2 separate regions of the Homo sapiens genome follow, and region 2 is linked to region 1. The links are chromatin loops, found by intact Hi-C in ENCODE. Cell type or tissue: transverse colon. All regions are shown on one strand. Each heading gives the region's core, and the rest is flanking DNA. Links, peaks and the distances in the headings are about the cores only. Region 1 overlaps ORC4 (origin recognition complex subunit 4). Region 2 overlaps MBD5 (methyl-CpG binding domain protein 5).

Region 1 (9,949 bases), core at 39-8,038:
TTCTGCAGCTCTTATGTAGCCAATGAGACAGATGAGGGCTGTCAGCTTTTAAGTGACATCTTAAGCTAATAAGAAATTGGAATCCTCAAGTCATTTCATGAGGCTGTTACCCTTTAAGACAAATAATACTTTCCTCAAATAGTTCAGAAAATTTTTAAAAGGATCACTTAGAGCATAAGTGTAAAATTCTTGCTTCTAGTATATAATAGTGATGTTACCATGTCAAGTATTTTGGTGAAATATCCCCTAAAAATGTGTAGACTACGGCACAGATTGAGTATGCAAGCCTTAGCTTGAATGAGACTGCTGAGAAGTAAATGACAGGGATCTGAATACTTAGCAGGCTTAACTTTTTGCAGGGAAGGAAAGGCTATGTATGCAAAAGAATAGGTTGTAACTACTGAAGAGCTACTTTATGCTCAGAAACCTTTTATTCCACTTTGTATCCAAGATTTCATTAAAACATTGTTCCTTAGAGCATACTTTAAAAACTATTTGGTAAGGAATCCACTGTTGAACTTCAGGTCTTAATAGCACTGGCTTTGGTGCTAAACTGAGTTGAATTCCAAGCCTGTTGGCCATTCCCAGCATTGCCACTGCTGTGTTAGTTTTCTCATCTGTAAATAACTGCCTACATCTCACAGGGCCTCTAATAGTTAAATAGATTGTAAGCTGCACAAGCATAGGGACAGTCTGTCTTTTGTAAACCTCCCATGCACACAATAGGAAATCAAATATTCTTGAACAAATGAAGTCACTAAGTGCTCATTAAATTTCATTTTAAATATATGCCTCTGTTAATTCATGGATCTTGGAACTTACTTAAAAGACAATGCTTTGACGGACATTTCCACATTCCTCATAGGGATTTACTTTTTAATACAAACAGGTTCAGTTAACATTGCCATACACATCTCATTACTTTTGGGAGTGCTTTTCCAGAAATCTCTGGTAGTCACGTCACTTCATGATGGGGCTACGTTCTGAGAAATGTGTCTTTGGGTGATTTCATCACTGTATGAACATCACAGAGTATACTTACACAGACCCTGATGATATGTATATAGCCTGTTACACACTTAGGCTATACAGATAGCCTAGCCTATTACTCTTCAGCTATAGCACTGTACAGAATGTTACTGTAATCATACTGTAGGCAACTGTAACACAATGGTAAAACATTTGTATATTTAGACATAGAAAAGGTACAGTAAAAATATGGTATAATCTTATGAGACCACCCTTTATACAATGTCATTGACCAAAATGTTACGTGGTGCCATGACTATACTTGTTAAGAAGGAAAATTCCAGTCCTTTTGACCTATGGTAGGCTCAACAATCTGTAATTTTAGAAAATCCTACAAGGGATTCTGATGTGGATGGTATGAGTACCACATTTTGAGATGTCTAGAAGAAAAATCTTCAAACTCCTTGGCCTTTTTCTTCCATGGAACCATCTTCTGACTAAGCTGGTTAGTCTTCTGAACTAGAAAACCTGGGTCTGGGATAGAATCCAAAATTTGCATGTGGACAGAAAAAAACACTGCAGCAAACCTGCTGTACCAAAGGTTACTTATTATACTTCAGTGCTTACCATTGTTTTTTTTACTCCTTTGGTTTAAGGTTTGTAAAGACATCTAGCTGTTAGGTTGAAGTGAGCTCTTCAAATAGACCATTATATATATAAGTGTTAAAAAAGCACATGGTCTAGTCCCTAAAACAGTCATATTTTATTCTTCTGAACAGCTACTTACAAAGTAATCTCAATCAGTGAAATTATAAATCATGTAACTGTTCATGATTAAAAGGCAAGACACAGCCAAGACAGTAGATGGGCAAGTCTCACATAAATACAAGAATGTTTATAGAATGTTTAGCATATCATGTTAATGGACAATAGTTTTCCGTTCTCTACAGAAGTATGAATGAAATGCCAAAGTTGAAGTCACTGGTTATATTCATAACCAGCTTAGTGAGGATGTTGCCCACTGCCTCACATCTGTAGGACAGTTGGGATATTTCTGCAGAGCATTCATAATTTGAGTATTATCCAAAAGCAGTTTCATCAGCTGGTACTCTCTCTGTGAATTTCCTGAAGTTCTTTCCATGGGCTTTATTAATTCTAATTGCTGCAAGTGTTCAAAAGCCTGAAAGATGAAAGAAATAGTTTAGGTTGAATAGGAGAGGAGAGTGACAACTCTCCTGTTCTCTCCCAGAGAACAGTTAGCATTTTGGTCAGCTGCAGAACAGAGTACTGGGAAGCAAAATGTAACAACAATCAATAGGATTAAAAAAACTCTCACAACCCCATGAAAACTCATATTATCAGGTAAAACAGTGTCAGTGCACACTTACTTGTCCATATATTGTTGAATGTAAACACGGCAAACTTTAATTCAATATATACAATATGGTTTTCTTCCTAGCCTCATTCTCTATCATAGCTCCTCCTAGTACTTTAATAAATAGTTTCCAGTTCTCTGTAAAAACCTAAGAATCAGATAAGACTTTCTGATCAATTCCCTAGGCTACTCAGATTTGCATTTATATTTTGTCTGTCTCTATTTTTGCTTTGCTATGTAAAAAGGTAACACAGCTGTAACAGAGGGAGGCAGAAAAAGACCCTTGAGTCAACTAGACATATTCAGCTGATCCTGTAAGTAAAGGATTCAGCAGGCTAGTATGGACATGGAGGAGAAGGGACAGGCTCCTGTTTCCTCTAAGAAGTCTGACTGAGACTGTCACAACCTTCTTCCATCTTCCCCATCTTAATAGGGCTCTTTCTTGTCTACTTCCTCTTATCCTTAATATTCACCTATTATATCTTTTCTAACCTTGAGTGTTGTGTTAGGTACGTTATTAGGTTATGAAAAAAAAAACCATTAAATCATGATATACTAACCATTAAATAATGATACACTGAAATAGATTCCTGAGGATTCTATTATATTCTTACAACTCACTGTAAAAAACATCACTGGAACATATTCTCTATGTATCACATAAATTCTTCTGATAGAGAAACAGCTCAGATACCTTCATATCTGAACATGAGAAAATACTGGAGGCTGCAGGTGTTAAGAGCTGAATAGAACTGTGCAGATTTAAAACATTTCTAAATAGCAAAATACTTCATAATTGAAAATTCAGAAATGAGCAGCTACAAATTATTGAGAATTTAAATGCAGGCTGGGCGCAGTGGCTCACGCCTGTAATCCCAGCACTTTGGGAGGCCGAGGTGGGCGGATCATGAGGTCAGGAGTTTGAGACCAGCCTGACCAACATGGTGAAACACTGTCTCTACTAAGAATACAAAAATTAGATGGGCATAGTGGTGCACGCCTGTAATCCCAGCTATTCAGGAGGCTGAGGCAGGAGAATCGCTTAACTTGGGAGGCAGAGGTTGCAGTGAGCCAAGATTGCGCCCGCCACTGTACTCCAGCGTAGGCGACAGGAGACTCCATCTCAAAAAAAAAAAAAAAAAAAAAATTTAAATACTTGGGTAACCTTTCCATTTTCACAGCTCTCACAAAATAAGACTATTAGGGGAAAAAAACCCTCCAGTATTGTAAAATACTTTTCCTGTTTCTTTGAAGAAATGGCAATGCTCTGTACTCATTTTTGTTGCTACAAGAAATGAAATTCTGGTTACTAGGGCCTATAAGGGATGCCAATGGACTTGGGGAATCCACTGTTTTAAAAGTTTCTTTCCTTAAAATCTTCAAGAGCTGCACTGTCCACGCTAGGCTACTGAGCACTTCAATGTGTGACTCAATTTTTTTTTAAACTTAAAAATGGATATTTAGTTCTATTAGAAAATTCTGAGCATGTTTAGAACAATTTCAAAATGTAAATTTACTTTCTCAGCTATACATTTTATGGAATCTAAACAGCAAGAATTTCCAGTAAACATTTAGGCCATTGAGATGTGCTTAAATATAATGTACACCAAATGTTAAAGACTTAATTCAAAAGAATGTAAAATACCTTACTGTTCTTCTATAATGATTATAGAATGACACATTTTTGATATGTTGCATTAAATATATAATTAAAATTAAACCTTTTTATTTTTCTTACAGGTACTAGAAAATTTAAAACTACATTACATGGCTCACATTATCTTTGTAGTGGACAATGGTAATCTACATGAAGTCCTGAAGTTGTAAAACTCATGACTCAGCCCCCAAATAACACTTTCTCTGTATGCCCTCACAGGCCAATAAGATTTTGTCTTTTAAGTTTCTTAATGGCTCTAATTTTCATTGTTTTCTCCTTTTACTGCTGAGATTATAAAAGCCAATCCTTGGGTTGGAAAGGGAAAGGTTATATCACACACTATACTGAATAGTTGTTTTCGGGATGCAAGTGCTCTGAAGAGACAGCAGAGGGCAGTATACCTCCACAAACTAAAACAACCGGTCACTTCCTCAGATTTTTCCAAAATATTTCATTTTTAGATAATTTTCTTGTTTTGAAAAAAATCTCTATAATACTTAATGTTTAAAAATGAAAGTGCAATTTTAATACATAATCAAATTGGATGTAAAAAATATACTTGTCTGTAGAAAAATGACAGCAAACTAAATCTTACCTTCATGACAACAGGTTTTTCAAAATTATAAACGGAATGTGCTTTCCTTTGAACAAACTTCTGAAACTCTGAGTAGAAAGCAATGACAACATTATACCTTCAAATAAGCAGTGGGGAAGAGTCAGAAAAAAGCTACTTAAGTCTCATCTCACCATTATAGACCATTTGAAAATTAAATGGCTCTTCCTCATAGATGTCATTTAAATGTTTCATTGCTATTATAAGACAGATTTCCAAGACTGATAGACCTACAGTAAAAGGGAAAAAAAACTATCAGTTTAATGACATATAAGACTGAAATAACTGTTCTCCAAAGAATACAATATAGTGAAAGATCTATGGTTCTGAGGGGTGAAGAAGGTCAAGATTCTTCTAGATTTCAATGTGTTTCAATTATCTATATAAATTTAAGTTACTTAACCTCCCTGAGCTTAGTTTTTTTCCTATCTGCAAAATAAGGATATTTTTAAACTTTTAGAAATGTCACAAAGATTGGCGAAATATTATCAGGCACTCACCATATGGCCCACAGTAAACAAAATAAACTTCAATTGTTATGTGACTTTAAATCACACAGGGCCTTTGCGTAGGATTTATCTAGAGACTTCCTAAACTCCTGGAAATTATATCCAAATCTGTGTATTCCTTTTTTCCCCGGAGAGGAAAAGGTTCATTACATTTGGAAAAGGAAATAACAAACCCAAAATGACTGAAACCCAGAGAATGCTCTTCAGTAGTTCTTGATACAATGATAACATCAGCAACACAGTCTTACCTGGATTTCCAATGTGGCAAAAGAGGCAGAGCGTCAAATTTTTTTTTCACTTTAAATGGGAGTGATAGTACCTTTAAAAGGACTAAGTTAAAGGCTATATGGATACGAAAGTATTTTATAAAGCATTATGCCCACGTTAATTGTAATTTTAAAAACATTCCATTATCTAAATTCAAAGTTTTAAAAACCACAATTTAAAAAATAAGGCTGGGTTCTCACCATGTACAATATTTGCTTTCGAGTCCATGCTACACAGTTGGCTTGCTTCCATTAGATCTACGGCAGTCATAAATGGGTGCGATGCTGTTACTCGATTTAAAGCAAGCATCTAGGGAAAGACAGATCAGAAAAACAATTACGTATTTACATGGGCATTTTGGAGATACTGTGCAAAACTTCTGAATTTGTATAGTTAATTCTTAAGGGAGAGTAAATATTAATGCTTAGGAAGGTATTCTCAAATTCAGTTGTATTAAAATACAGTATTTCAATTTGTGTGTCACATAACTGCAGATGTAAAGCATAAAAAAAGTTCCTGCTGCTCTCTCTAACCCATCCCAGTTGCATAACTTGTTTACTTACTGCTTGGAAGAACAATGTTTAAAGAGGAGTAGGTCAAGGAGAAGAAACTGAAAATAATTAAGAATACTTACTAATAAAAGCCCCAAACACAAGCCCAAAAGGCAGATCTACGCCTTACTTGTTAACTTTTTCACCACCCAATCATCCAGCCAGGTTAGTATTAATTTAGACAGAAGTTAGCTGTTTTATGTTCAATTGTACAAAAAAGAAAAGAAAATAGCACATTTATACTCAGGAATAACTCTCCTTGAAAGCACAGTCTCCTTCTCTTGTGCTGCTTCTCTGTTCAAAAATGAACAGAGGTCCTGGACCAGAGTTGCTACTCAAGTATTTGAAGATTTCCTTCCTTCCTTCTTTATTTGTATTTTTCATGAAAGTTAAATTTGGTCATTTAGGGTTACAAGATTTAGCAGATAAAAATGCATGACCTCTGGTTAAATTTCAATTTCAAATAAACAATAAATAGTTTCTTAGTAGTATGTGCCATGCAATATTTGGGATATAATTATCCAAGAAACTCTCCTTCACCTTAACAAGGGCGCAACTGATTAGCTGGGCAGAGAGTTTGGCAATCCTTGTCCTTCATTCTCCTACTGGTTGGGACCTAGATTGCCAGTGCTCCCTCCCTTTCTCTCTCCTTTCCTTTTTCCTTTAGTTATTAATTTTTTAATTTTTATTTTTTAACTTCATTTTTCCATAAGTTATTGTGGTATGGGTGGTATTTGGTTACATGAGTAAGTTCTTTAGTGGTGATTTGTGAGACTTTGGTGAATGCATCACTTGAGCAGTATACACTGCATCATATTTGTAGTCTTTTATCCCTCGCCCCACTGGAAAACAATGTGGAGATTCCTTAAAGAACTAAAAGTAGAACTACCATTTGATACAGCCATCCCACTACAGGGCATCTACCCAGAGGAAAAGAAGTTATTATTTGAAAAAGAAAGAAGTCATTATTTGAAAAAGATGCTTGCATGTGCATGTTTATAGCAGCAAAACTCACAATTGCAAAATCGTAGAACCAACCCAAATGCCCATCAATCAACGAGTGGATAAAGAAACTGTGGTATATATATACTATGGATATGGATAAAGAAACTGTGGTATATATATACTATGGATATATGGATATATATATATATGTGGTATATATATACTATGGATACTACACAGTCATAAAAAGGAATGAACTAACAGCATTTGCAGTGACCTGGATGAGACTGGAGACTATTATTCTAAGTGAAGTAACTCAGGAATGGAAAACCAAACATCGTATGTTCTCACTGATATGATATGTGGGAGCTAAGCTATGAGGACACAAAGGCATAAATTTTTTTTAACATATACAAAGGCAACAGAGAATAATAAATATCTATGACTACTTTACCTGCTTAAGAAATATGATTTTAGAGTTGAAGCCCATCTCCTCCGGATTGGACTCTACTCTTCCCCACATAAAACAACCAAGTATGTCTATACTATTAGGTTGGTGCAAAAGTAATTGCCATTTTGGGCACTGAAAGTAATGGTAACTTTTGCACCAACCTAATACTTCTACTACATATACATGTATTATACAACAGAGTAATTTTCAACTTTTATATAAATATATTGTATCTTCACAACTCTCTTCACTGTGAGGTTTTACCCATGTTGAGGCAGTATCAATTCTGGTTTATTCATTTTTTCATTATATTTCTTTGTATATATCCACGATTATTCATTTCCTAATTTCCTATTGACAGACATCTTTCATTTCTTTTTTTTTCCCAATTATAAACAAGACTGCAATAAACAACCTTGGACATGTCTTCCTGTGCATTAGGTAACTAGACTTTCTCTAATTAGTATGTTTCTCTAGTTACCTAATTTGCTAAATAAATTGCTCTCCAAAGCACTTACACATATTTACATTGGCAGCAGCAATAAATATTAATAGTCACAGTCATGATACCATCAAGCATAATCTTTAACACCCACTAGATTGGCAAGAAAAAAAAAGTTTAATTGTAGTATTTCTCTGGTTACTGGAGAGGCTGAAAATCTGTAATCTATAATGAGCTTCCACAGTAAGACAATGACAACAAATAATGGGATGAGCTAAGAATATGAGTAAGCAGCCCTCAAAGTAGAATCCCATATGACAAAAAACAAGCCATTATTTAATTCATTACCATGAATTAAAAATGTAATAGAAAAATGGCAGAACAATGGCCGTTAATATTGACAATACTGAGGCAGAGATATTTTCCCAGATGGAGATGTGTGTGTATATATATATACATACACACATACACACACACACCCCTCCTCTAAAAATTACTAGTCCCCAAATTCCTTCATGATATGCTGAAAATGGCAGTATGCTTTTGACAATAGAAGAAAAGTAAATAGGGATAAAAAGACTTAAATTCCTCAGCAGAAGCAGCAATGAGGAAAGAAAACTTGTATATAAACATGGGTGAACCATACAGCCAAGTAGGACACAAACTTGAAGCCAGAGAGCTTTGGATTAAGTCCTGGCTTTGTTATCTACTAGTAGTGTGACCTTCGGCAAGTTACTTAGCTTTAAGGAGCCTCAATTTCTTTAGGGGTAAGAATAAAAAATAAGATTATTCCAATGGCCAGACATAATATAGGTACTACTAGCATCAACAGTACTTGGCTCATATGCCAGTCCATAAATGGTAGCTACTGTCATTATTATTCTATTATTATTAAAAATGACCTTTCTATGAAACCAAAACTATCTTGTCTTTCAAAGGTATTTGCCATAATTTTCTAGAAATATTAGACTAAAACCAAATACTCTTAGTGAAGAAAGTTAATTTTCAGAACAATTAAGTACTTCTTGTTTGATATTGGTATTATGTAAGCTTAAGATATAATTACTTGGCAAAACATCATAACCAGGTAGGATTTATTCCAGGTATATAAGGCTGGTTCAACACTCAAAAAATAACATAATCAAATATATCAACAGGTTAAAGAGAAACATGGTCATGCGAAACGATCGAGAATAAGCATTTGACAAAATCCAACACCCATTTATAAGAAACTCTCAGCAAGTTACAAACAGATGAGGATTACCTCAACCTGATAATGAACATGTATAAAAAACCTACAGCTAACATTATACTTAATGGTAAAAGTTTGAATCCTTTCTTCCTAAGACTGGGAACAAGAAAGGATGTCCACTCTCACTGCTCTAATTCAACATAACACTGGAAATTCTAGCCATTGCAAAAAAGCAAGAAAAGAAATAAAAGGCATACAGATTGGAAAGAAAAAAAAAACCGTCACTATTTGTGAAAAATGTAATGGTCTACATCAAAAGTCCCAAGGAATCTATTAAAAAACCTCTTAGAATAAGTGAGTTCAGCATAGACTATAAGTCAATCACATTTCTATATATTAATGTGTATATATATAATCAATCACATATTCTATATGTAATGAATATGTGGGAAATGTAATGAATATGTGGGAAACCAAAATTTCAAAACCCATTTACAATTGTTCTAACAAATTAAATATTGGTATACACATTAAATAAGTACATCATCTGTGTAGTAAGAGCTATAAAATGCTGATGAAAGTAATCAAACAAGAAATCAAATAAAAGGAGATATGAACCCTATTCAGAGATTGGAACACTCGATGTAGTGTTCCAATGCATGTCGATTCTCCCAAAATTTACCTACAGGTTTAATCAATTCCCATAAAAACTTAATTATCTAATGAAAGATAGAAAATGATAAAAGTAGGCTGGGCACAGTGGTTGATGCTTGTAATGTCAGCACTTAGGGAGGCAGAGGTGGGAGGATGGCTTAAGGCCAGGAGTTCGCAACCAGTCTGAGCAACAAAGTGAGACCCCGTCACTATTAAAAACAAAAACAAAGCAACAAGCAATAAAACAAAACTAATACAAACCAATAGCATGTGTAATGACCGCAGGTTTTTGCTGATATTGAAATGCTTCTGTAGTACTTCTTG
Region 2 (9,949 bases), core at 603-8,602, 260 kb after region 1:
GGGAGATCTTGATGATGACAGCCCTCAAGCTGAGTAACAACTTGTTGCAGTCTGGCCTGGCTGTTATCTTTGCACAGGTATCATTGGTATCACTTATCCTCTTACATGACGATTTCCTTTCTCCTATGTTGAAACTCATGTTTCTTAATCTTTTGTTTTTTTCCTTAATTTGCCGTCTCATTTTTTGGAGCAAGTCCTCCAGGAAGTTCTTGAGAAAGAATGTATAGGAGGTAATTTTTTGTAATAGTTCCATTTCTCATTGTTTTAAATTTCCATGGATGTTAGATCTTTCCACTACGGTTTCATTTATATTGCCGTAATCTGTTATGACTAGTGTAGGTAATTAGAAGTAGCTATTTTAAAATATTTTTGTGCCACTACTAAAAAAAAATGGTTTCCTTTATGTAATGCCTATAACTATATGAGGGAAGCATTCTGAAAGAGTCCCTTTCATAAGAAAGAAAATTCCAGAAGACATTGGTATTAAAAGAATCAATCTCTTAGGTAAGCTTTGTTACTCAGAATTGTGTTTACCAAAATAGGTACATCTCCATTTGTGTCTATTTCTTCTATGTAAAATTAAAATTTTTGTCATCAGCAATAACAGTATGACTTAGTATCTTTAAAACTTGGTGTCTTTTATGAAATGCAAGAATGTAGATCATATGGTAACCTAGCTTACCAAATGGGAAATCCGTGAGCCAGAGCTAGCCATGATTCCTCTTGTTATTTTCTATGAATTTGAATGAAAATTGCCTAATTCATTCATGTTTGGGATTATTTTATTGTGTCAGACAAAGTAGGCTCTTTTATAAGCAAAGGGAGTGGGGGTGCCATTTGCACTGGTGTGTGTGTGTGTGTGTATAAACAAATCTGTATGTAATATAGATTGTATAGCATTTGGTGTACCTCCATCCACATGTGCCAAAATTGGAAAATTAATATATCTCACTTGAACAAAAGTATGGCAACTTATATTTGCCAAAACCAGCTACAGAAATATTCCAGATCCCACATGCTCTTTATATTCTTTATACTCTCCCATCAAGAGGTAGATTCCATTTCCCCTCCTCCTGAAATTTGGCTTCTTTGACCAATAGAATATGGTGGAAGTGACTCTAGGTAGCTTCAAAGGCTTAGGCATAAAAGGCAATCCCGTTCTGCTAGGATCTCTCTCAGAATACTCACCCTTGAAATCCCAGTCCCCATATTGTGAGGAAGACTGAGCCACGTGAGAGGCTGCAACCACACCAAGCATGTGATGGAGCAAGTTTTCAGACGATTTCAGTTCCCAGCCTTAAAGGTGCCCCAGCTGGTACCAAGTGGAGCAGAGACAAACTATCCCTGCTGAACTCTGCCTAAATTTTTAAACAAACTAATGATTGTTTGTTATGCAGCAGTAATTAATTAGGACAAAAAAAGGTTCTGTTTCCAGGTAAGTTTGGAAAGTACCACATTAAAGAACAGCAAAGGAAGTTTCCTTCCTGCAAGAAAGCCTTCAGTGTGCTAATGTGTGTAATGGTCTCCAAGATCATATAGCATACACTTTGCAAAGAGCATGTTAGTTCTATATTCCATGGAACTTAACTTGGGAAACCCTTCTCCATATTCATTATTTTAATGGTTACGTATTCTATTAATAAAGTATGATGCTTCATTCTTCTGTGCTTGAACATTTAGGTTACTTATAACATTTTGCTGTTATATGTGATTTAGTGTTTTCTTTCTTTTATTTATTTCCTTAGGCACTATTCTTTGGAGTAGAATTACTGTGTCATAGCATCTGAGGTTTTTTTTTTTGTTTTTTTTTTTGTTTTTTTTTTTTGAGACAAAGTTTTGCTCTTTTTACCCAGGCTGGAGTACAATGGTATGATCTCGCCTAACTGCAACCTCCACCTCCCGGGTTCAAGCGATTCTCCTGCCTCAGCCTCCAGAGTAAACTGAAATTACAGGGACCCACCACCATGCCCAGCTAATTGTTGTGTTTTTAGTAGAAATGAGGTTTCACCATGTTGGCCAGGCTGGTCTCAAACTCCTGACCTCAGGTGATCTCCCCGCCTCAGCCTCCCAAAGTGAAATTCTTAATGACTGGCTACACTAACTTATGAATGCCATAATCAATACAGATTTTTTCTCCAGAGTCTTGATAGCTATTAACATTTTCCTCTTTTTTTCACTAAAACATAAAATGGAAATATAATTGTTTTGATTTGAATTTAATGTCTATCAAGATTGCATCTTTTTTATTGCCTTCGTATGTGTCTGTAGATCCAACATGTTTATCACCACAACTACCTGAGTTCTAATGGTCCCAAGACAACTCTACCACCAAATTTCTACCTTTGTTTCTCAATGTCTCTGTGCATTGGCTTCCTCTGTAAATGGGAATACAAAAATTACCTGTTTCAGGTTGTTACAAGGAGTAAAGGAAATAATGTACATAAAGCATTTGGTGAGGTTTTATATATTATGATATCATAATATATAAAGAACAATAAATAAGTCTAGGTTTTCTCCTATAGATGAGTTACAGTGATTTTTACATGTTTTCATAGTAAGTTCATCATATATATTAGATATAAGCACTTTGTTTTATTTTTTATTGTCATTTTTCTTATCTTTTGATTTCATTCTATGAAAGTTATAAATATTTATAATGAAATGGCAAGGAAAAAAGCTTATAAATGTTCATATGATAACTTCTGCTTCTTAATGGTTAAAAGTACATTCCATCTACCTATGAAATTAAAATATTCTTCTATAAATTATTCCATCAAGAAAGCATCGTGCTATGAGCTATATTAAACACAGGGATCATAAGAGGACATGATGACTTTCCTAGAGTAGCTTCTAATCTGGTCTAAGAGGAGGATTGTATTGTTCAGGGTTCTCCAGAGAAACAGTAGGGGGGAATATATATATGTATGTATGTGTATATGTATGTATGTGTATATGTATATATCTGTGTATATTATATATATATGAATATATCATATATGTATTTATGCATGTATATGTACATTTATAGAAATTTATTTCAAGATATTGGCTTAAGCAACTAAGGGACTGGCAAGTATTAAATTTGTAAGGAAGGCCACAGGCTGAAAACTCTCGGGCAGGAGCTGATCCTGCAGTCTTGAAGCAAAATTTCTTCTTCAAGTATATCTCAGCTTTGCTCTTAAGGCCTTTCAACTGAGTAGATGAGGCTCATTCAGATTGTGGAAGATAATCTCCTTTACCTAAAGTCAGCTGATTGTAGGTATTAACCCCAGTATTGTTTAACTGAATAACCGGGTACTCTAGCCTATCCAATTGGGGCAGAAAACTAACCATCACAAAGGCAAATAATATGGCAGACTTTTAACAGTAATTTTCATATTAATACATTTCAGCACTTCAATACTAAGTCATTCTTTAAATTGTGGCCTTTAATAAATAAACAAATAAAATGAATAAACTAATATGTTGAAAGGGAAAAGATGGCCAGGCACGGTGGCTCATGTCTATAATCTAACCACTTTGGGAGGCCGAGGTGGATGGATCACTTGAGGCCAGAGTTTGAGACCAGCCTGGGCATGATGGTGAAACCTCATCTCTACAAAAAATAGCTTGGCATTGTGGCTTATACCTGTGGTCCCAAGTTACCCTAGTGGCTGAGGTGGGAGGATCACTTAAGCCCAGGAAGTTGAGGCTGCAGTGAGCCAAGATTGCGCCACTGTACTCCAGCCTGGGTGACAGAGTAAGACCCTGTCTCAAAAAAAAAAAGAAAAGATTTGTTTTCAATATAAATGTCATGGATTTCTTTATTATCCCAGCTCTCTATAACATATATCCTATGAGTGTCTCTCTACAAAAAGAAACTATCATATGCGGTATACAAAGTATGACTAAGAAATAAAGTGATTTGATTTTTAAACTACTACATCATGCCATCCAAATGAATGTTAAGTCTTCCAAAATAATCATCTTAGGAAGCTGTACATTTATCTTATGATAGAAAAATTCCTTAATCGTTTGCATATCCTCTTTTAAAATTACCTCCTCAATCTGAAGTGCATTATTTTGACTATATTGATAGTTTCCTCACCTTCTTTAAACTTTTGCTCAAATGTTACTTCCTCAGTAAGAATTACTCTGACCATTCTATTTTAAATTGCAGTCCCCCCCTTACCTTGCTTTCTTTTTCCCCCCTAAGATTTAAATTTTCTAATGCATATGTAATCTACATATTTATTGTCTGCCCACACTAGAAACTACGCAACACCGAGGCAGGGTTTTTGCAATCTAATAGAGGTACTTTCTCAAAGAGTTTGTAGATATACAATCCAGTTTTTATAAAAATGTAGCACTTAAAAGCAAGTCTAATTCAGACTTAAGTTGTTTTTGAACAGAAATGTGATCTGGGGCTGGGCGCGGTGGCTCATGCCTGTAATCCCAGCACTTTGGGAGCCCCAGGCAGGCAGATCATGAGGTCAGGAGATTGAGACCACCCTGGCTAACACAGTGAAACTCCATCTCTGCTAAAACTACAAAAAAAATTAGCTGGGCATGGTGGCGGGCGCCTGTGGTCCCAGCTACTCGGGAGGCTGAGACGGGAGAATGGCGTGAGCCTAGGAGGCAGAGCTTGCAGTGAGCCGATATCACGCCACTTCGCTCCAGCCTGGGTGACAGAGCGAGACTCTATCTCAAAAAAAAAAAAAAAAAGAAATGTAATCTGGTTTCAACACAGAAAAAAAAAGACATTATACGTATACTGATGACTTTTAAAAATACTTCGCACATCATTAAGGAACACTTTAAATGTAAGAACTTCTAAAGAAGTTCTTCTGATCTAAATAGTTGGCCTTTGTATACTTTATTTTAACCTATTAAGGCACTTTTTTAAAAAGCTGCTTTAAAACTTTTTTTAAAATTCATCATTGGAAACATGATCCATTTATTTATTTGTTAATTCATTCATTTAAAAATAAAGCAAAGTTGTGTACCAACCATCTGCCAGGGATTATTCTAGAGATGCAGTATTTTTCTTGATTACTTTGCCAACCGGAGACCTCTGGCCAATGATGCCCCTCCCCAGGCCTTGCTCAGGCCTGGGCTTGCCACAGGAGATGCCCTGTTTACTTGACACACCAGGCCATGCCTGGCTTGCCCCCCAGCATGGATCCCACGGCTCCTGCAACTGCGTGCTCAGTCCCTGGCAGGAGGAGATGTGTGTGCCAGTGAATGCAGGGTCTGGCTGGCCATTCCAAGCACTGGCACAAGAGTGGGCTCCACATGGGGCTTGTTCCTGGACCAGGTGTGTTGCAAGTGACTCCCACAGTGGGCTCTGGTCTCCGGACGAGGGAAACACAGGGACACCCAAGCAGGGGTACCCACGACCCTGAAGCCCCAGAGGGGGATGTTACAGCATGCTAATGACCTCTTTTAGTCCCATTGTCTGCAGCCCGACAGACAGAGGCGCCTTAACAACTCTGTCAGCCCGGTTGCCCTGCTCTAGCCTGCACCTCCAGGGCTGCCTTGGCCTTGCTGCTGCTTCTTGTCATATGGGATGGCTGCCCTCTGCTGGCAGAGGGCCACAGTGTTACAGCCTTCTGTGTACCCGCGTTCAGTCGGTCCGAAGTTCTTGTCCTGCATCCAAGAAGAATGAGGTTATGCTGACAATCAAAGGGTGAGAAGGGTGGAGAAAAATTTTATTAAGTGACGAAACAGCTCTCAGTGGAGAGGGGATGCAAGAGTGGTCCCCCACCTGAAGTTGGGTGGTTTCTCTCTCAGTGTGGCTGGATCTGAGGCTTTTATGGGCTCAGACTGGGGGAGTGTGTGCTGATTGGTTTGTGAGTATGCAAAAAAGGCTAAAACAAAGGCTCAAGGGGCACAACAGTGTAGAAAACAAATTAGGAAAGGGTAGGTACATGTAAAATAAGTGAAGGGTAGGGATGAATCGGAGGAAAGCATGCCAAACAGGAAGAGAAGTTCTCAGTCCGGTCCTTGGATTTACCTGAGATTTGTAGCTAGGCTTTAAACTGTCATTGGCTTGAAGGTTGGGTTTCACTGGCCCTGCCTCTATCTGCCTAGGCATTTGACTGCCTCCTGCCACTATCACTAGGAGCTGGCATAAACAGTGAAGGAGATGGAGTCCTTGCCTGCATGGAGCTTACTACCTTATTAGGGAAGACAAACAATAAACAAGTAAATAATTACATAATATAATTTCAAAATATGATATGTTCTAAAGAGAAAAATAAAGCATGGTAAATAGATAGAAGGTAATTGGGTTTGGAATTGGAAGTCCTATTTTGATAAAGTGGTCAGGGAGGCCTTCCCTGAGGTAGTGATATTCAAGCAGAAACTTCCAAGTTGATGGAAGTGGTGAGCAATGTCTAGAAGAGTGACCTAGGCAGCAGAATGGAACAGCAAATGTAAAGACTGTTGATTCAGCAAAAACAATTGTACTTGAGGCTCAACAAGAAATCTAGTCTGCTGGTATGGAGAAAGTGGGAGAAAGAGTGGTTTGAAATGAGGTTGAAGGGATTACAAGGCCAGAAATGTAAGGGGCTTATAGATCATATTAAAGAATTAAAAATTTAGGTTTAATTTTAATCACAAAGAGAAACTATTAGTGAGTTTTGCACTTGGGATTGATGTGATTTGAGAAATTTAAAACATCTTTGGAACATATATTGGATTTTTTTAGAGGTAACTTCAATGGTAAATAACTTTTTTGTTTAAAAAGCAGTTCTTTAGGCCAGGTGTGGTGGTTCATGCCAGTAATCTCACCACTTTGGTAGGCTGAGGTGGGAGGATCACTTGAGGTCAGGAGTTCGAGACCAACCTGGCCAACATAGTGAGAACCCATCTCTTAAATAAATAAATAATAAAAAGCAACTCTTTAAAAGCTGTAAAATAGACTGGCCAACATAGTGAAACCAGTCTCTACTAGAAATACAAAAAAATTAGCCAGATGTGGTGGCAGGCACCTGTAATACCAGGTACTCAGGAGGCTGAAGCAGGAGAATCGCTTGAACTTGGGAGGTGGAGGTTGCACTGAGCCAAGATCGCGCCATTGCACTCTAGCCCAGGCAACATCACGAGACTCCATCTCAAAAAAAAAAAAAAAAAGCTGTAAACTAATGAATTTTTAATTTTTTACCATAACAATTTTTAATGATTAGGAAAGTTCACAAATGAAATTAAAAGGCACTAATGAAATTAAAAGGAAACCTGGGAACTAATATTTGGTACATGCAACAAAGAAGATGCTGATTTTCTTAACATGCAAAGAGTTGTAACAATTAAATGTGGGAAAGATGGCCTATTTGCATAAAAGACCTGAAAATGCAGTTTATCAGAGAAGAAATGCAAATGGCTAATAAACCTGTAAAAATAATTTTCCACCCATTCCCTTGCACTCTGATGACATTTTTCTAGTGCTCGCTTGATGTCTGTGTGTTTTGCTATTCTTTTTATTCTTTTCCTGAATTATCTTTGTTATTACTACTGTTCTTCTTCTGTTGCTCATGACAGAATATAATGGTTTTACCTAGCTACCTATTTTCAAGAGGTGCGTGTGCATTAGGAAGGAGGGTCAAGGAAAGGGTGGGTTCACATTATTGTTGCAATTTTGCAAGTCTTCACAAGAAGGTAATCTCCGCTGCAACAGAAACAAAATACTTCCTATGAGGATGGCTTGTCTGTGGATCCTTTATGTAGCCCTGTCTTTTATGCTTCTCTAAAGCTGAGTCTAGCAAGATTCTGCTGACAACTCATCTCACCTTTGTTCCCATACTTGTGATTATAAGCAATACCTGTAGCAACATAAGGTATGTTATGTGTACGATCAGAGAATAGATTGTGGACATCATTTTCTTGGATCTACACTGCAGAGCCCTTTACCATGGATAAATTTCTCCAAGACTGCTTCTGTTCATGTATTTTCATGTGGCTCCTTCTAATTTTGCATCCCCTTTTGCCTATTTTAGAGTATAAGGGTCAAACCTGAACTCTAATTTTGCTGAAAATATAATGCTTAACTTTCTTCAGGAAGAAAGAAAAGGAGAGAGGGAAAGAATGGGAGAAAAGAGAAGAGAAAAAATGAATAAAGCAATCACCTTTGTTGGAAAAACCTACAATCCAGAAAGCAAGGACTCTGGAAAAGACATCATGAAACAATAGTAGAAGATGAATTATGAGCTGGCCAAACTTAGGAAAAAAGGATTTATTTCAAATATGAAATTGGAAGGAGCACAAGAAAGGCTAGACATCATGGAAAGCACCTTAAGGAATATTGTGGATTAAAATGTGAAGAATGAATAAAATAAACCAAAGAAAAAAAAGATTAGAAATAAAATTTTGTGAATGTATATAGATAGACTGAGACAGAGAAAGACACAAAAGAAAACCAAAAGAGTAGAAAAGAATGAATTATTTAAAGATAAGACTCAATAATAATTTAAAATATAATTTTGATCTACATATTGAAAGAGCATACCATGGACCAGGGAAAGTTGACCTAGAACTGTCAATACTGAGACATGTCCTCATAAAATTTCTGTACATTAAACATGAAGAAAGAATAGTCAGGTCAATAATAGAAGGGGAAAAAGTCAGACTTGTGTCTGTCTTATCCACATCAACATTTAGTACCAGTTGCCAGTGGAGTAACAGCTACAGGATCTTATAGAAAGGAAAGTGTTTAATATTTTAAATTTAGCCCAAATGTCTTCAAGTTTAAATACTAAAGACAGTTTTGAACTCAACAAATATAAAGACAGTTTTGAACTCAAGAAATACTTTTTGAAAACATTCTTAGAAAATGAGCTACTGCCAATCAGATATAAATAAACAGGAAAATTATCATAGAAGGTCTGTCAGCAAGCATTGAAAGGATTTAACTGTAAAAGAAAGACTAAAATGTGGGAATTAGAGCTAAAGAACAAAATGTAGACACTATATATAAATATAAATATAAAATGTTTACTAAAATTCCCTAAAAATAAAATATATTCCCTAAAAATATACCACTTCTACCTGTTTTCTCCACTTTTTTTCCCCAGTCTTTACAATTGTCTTATTATTTTTATTTTATTTTTTTTTGAGACAAGTCTCTCTCTGTTGCCCTGGCTAGAGTGCAGTGGCGTAATCTCGGCTCACTGTAACCTCCACTTCCCAGGTTCAAGCGATTCTCCTGCCTCTGCCTCCCAAGTAGCTGGGGATTACAGGCACCCCCCACCACACCTGGCTAATTTATTTTTATTTTTTTGTATTTTTAGTAGAGACGGGGTTTTACCATGTTGGCCATGCTGGTCTCAAACTCCTGACCTCAGGTGATCCGCCTACCTTGGCTTCCCAAATTGCTGGGATTACAGGCGTGGACTAATTTTCTCATCTTTAATACTTGGAAGTCAAAGAATATCAATTAAAGCTGACAAAAAATAAAAGTATCAGCATAATTTAACAATACAAGGAAAAATAGTGAAAAACATTAACTGAAATATGATGAATGAAAGAAAAAGGGCAGAGTAATAGAAAGCATGCAAATATTATAATTGCTTATAACAGTGAACTAATAGATTTTGAATACAGAAATAAGGACAGATATAAATTACATGTTTATTTGTAAAAACAAAGTTGCATAAAATTATAAACATAACCACTGGAACAAAGATACAGAGAAATTACCCATGGAGAAAAATAGGATAAACAGTACCAATGATATTTTTGTTTAAAAATATGTAGAAAATAGGCAGGCTGCAATGGCTCATGCCTGTAATCCCAGCACTGTTGGAGGCCAAGGCAGACGTATCCCTTGAGCCCAGGAGTTTGAGAACAGTCAGGGCAACATGGCAAAACCCTGCCTGTACAAAAATACAAAAATCAGCCAGTGATCCCAGCGACTTGGGAGGCTGAGGTGGGAGGATCACTTGAGCCCGGGAGTTCGAGACCACCCTGGGCA

The links. Hi-C counts contacts between places; a loop is a spot of excess contacts. Peaks named below come from ENCODE experiments on the same cell type or tissue, not always from the same donor. Only the 100,000 strongest peaks of a DNase experiment are listed, where the experiment ranks them.
Region 2: it touches region 1 in a loop (12-fold over the local background); 19 of 110 quality-filtered maps call a loop at or near these places.

What each region holds. Positions count from the first base shown.
Region 1 is chr2:147,933,550-147,943,498 of GRCh38, forward strand. ORC4 (origin recognition complex subunit 4) reads right to left here. Exons shown (of 14, transcript NM_181741.4): 10 at 9,887-9,949; 11 at 5,591-5,699; 12 at 4,749-4,844; 13 at 4,597-4,664; 14 at 1-2,149. The coding sequence ends at 1,961. Among named protein-coding and RNA genes, the nearest start is that of ORC4, 82 kb to the right of the region's middle. In transverse colon, for the core only: a CTCF peak has its summit at 4,406 (motif pointing right); no DNase peak of the experiment used is centred there; H3K27ac peaks cover 371 bases.
Region 2 is chr2:148,196,006-148,205,954 of GRCh38, forward strand. The region is part of intron 2 of MBD5 (methyl-CpG binding domain protein 5); the gene reads left to right. Among named protein-coding and RNA genes, the nearest start is that of MBD5, 180 kb to the left of the region's middle. In transverse colon, for the core only: no CTCF peak of the experiment used is centred there; a DNase peak (open chromatin) is centred at 5,536.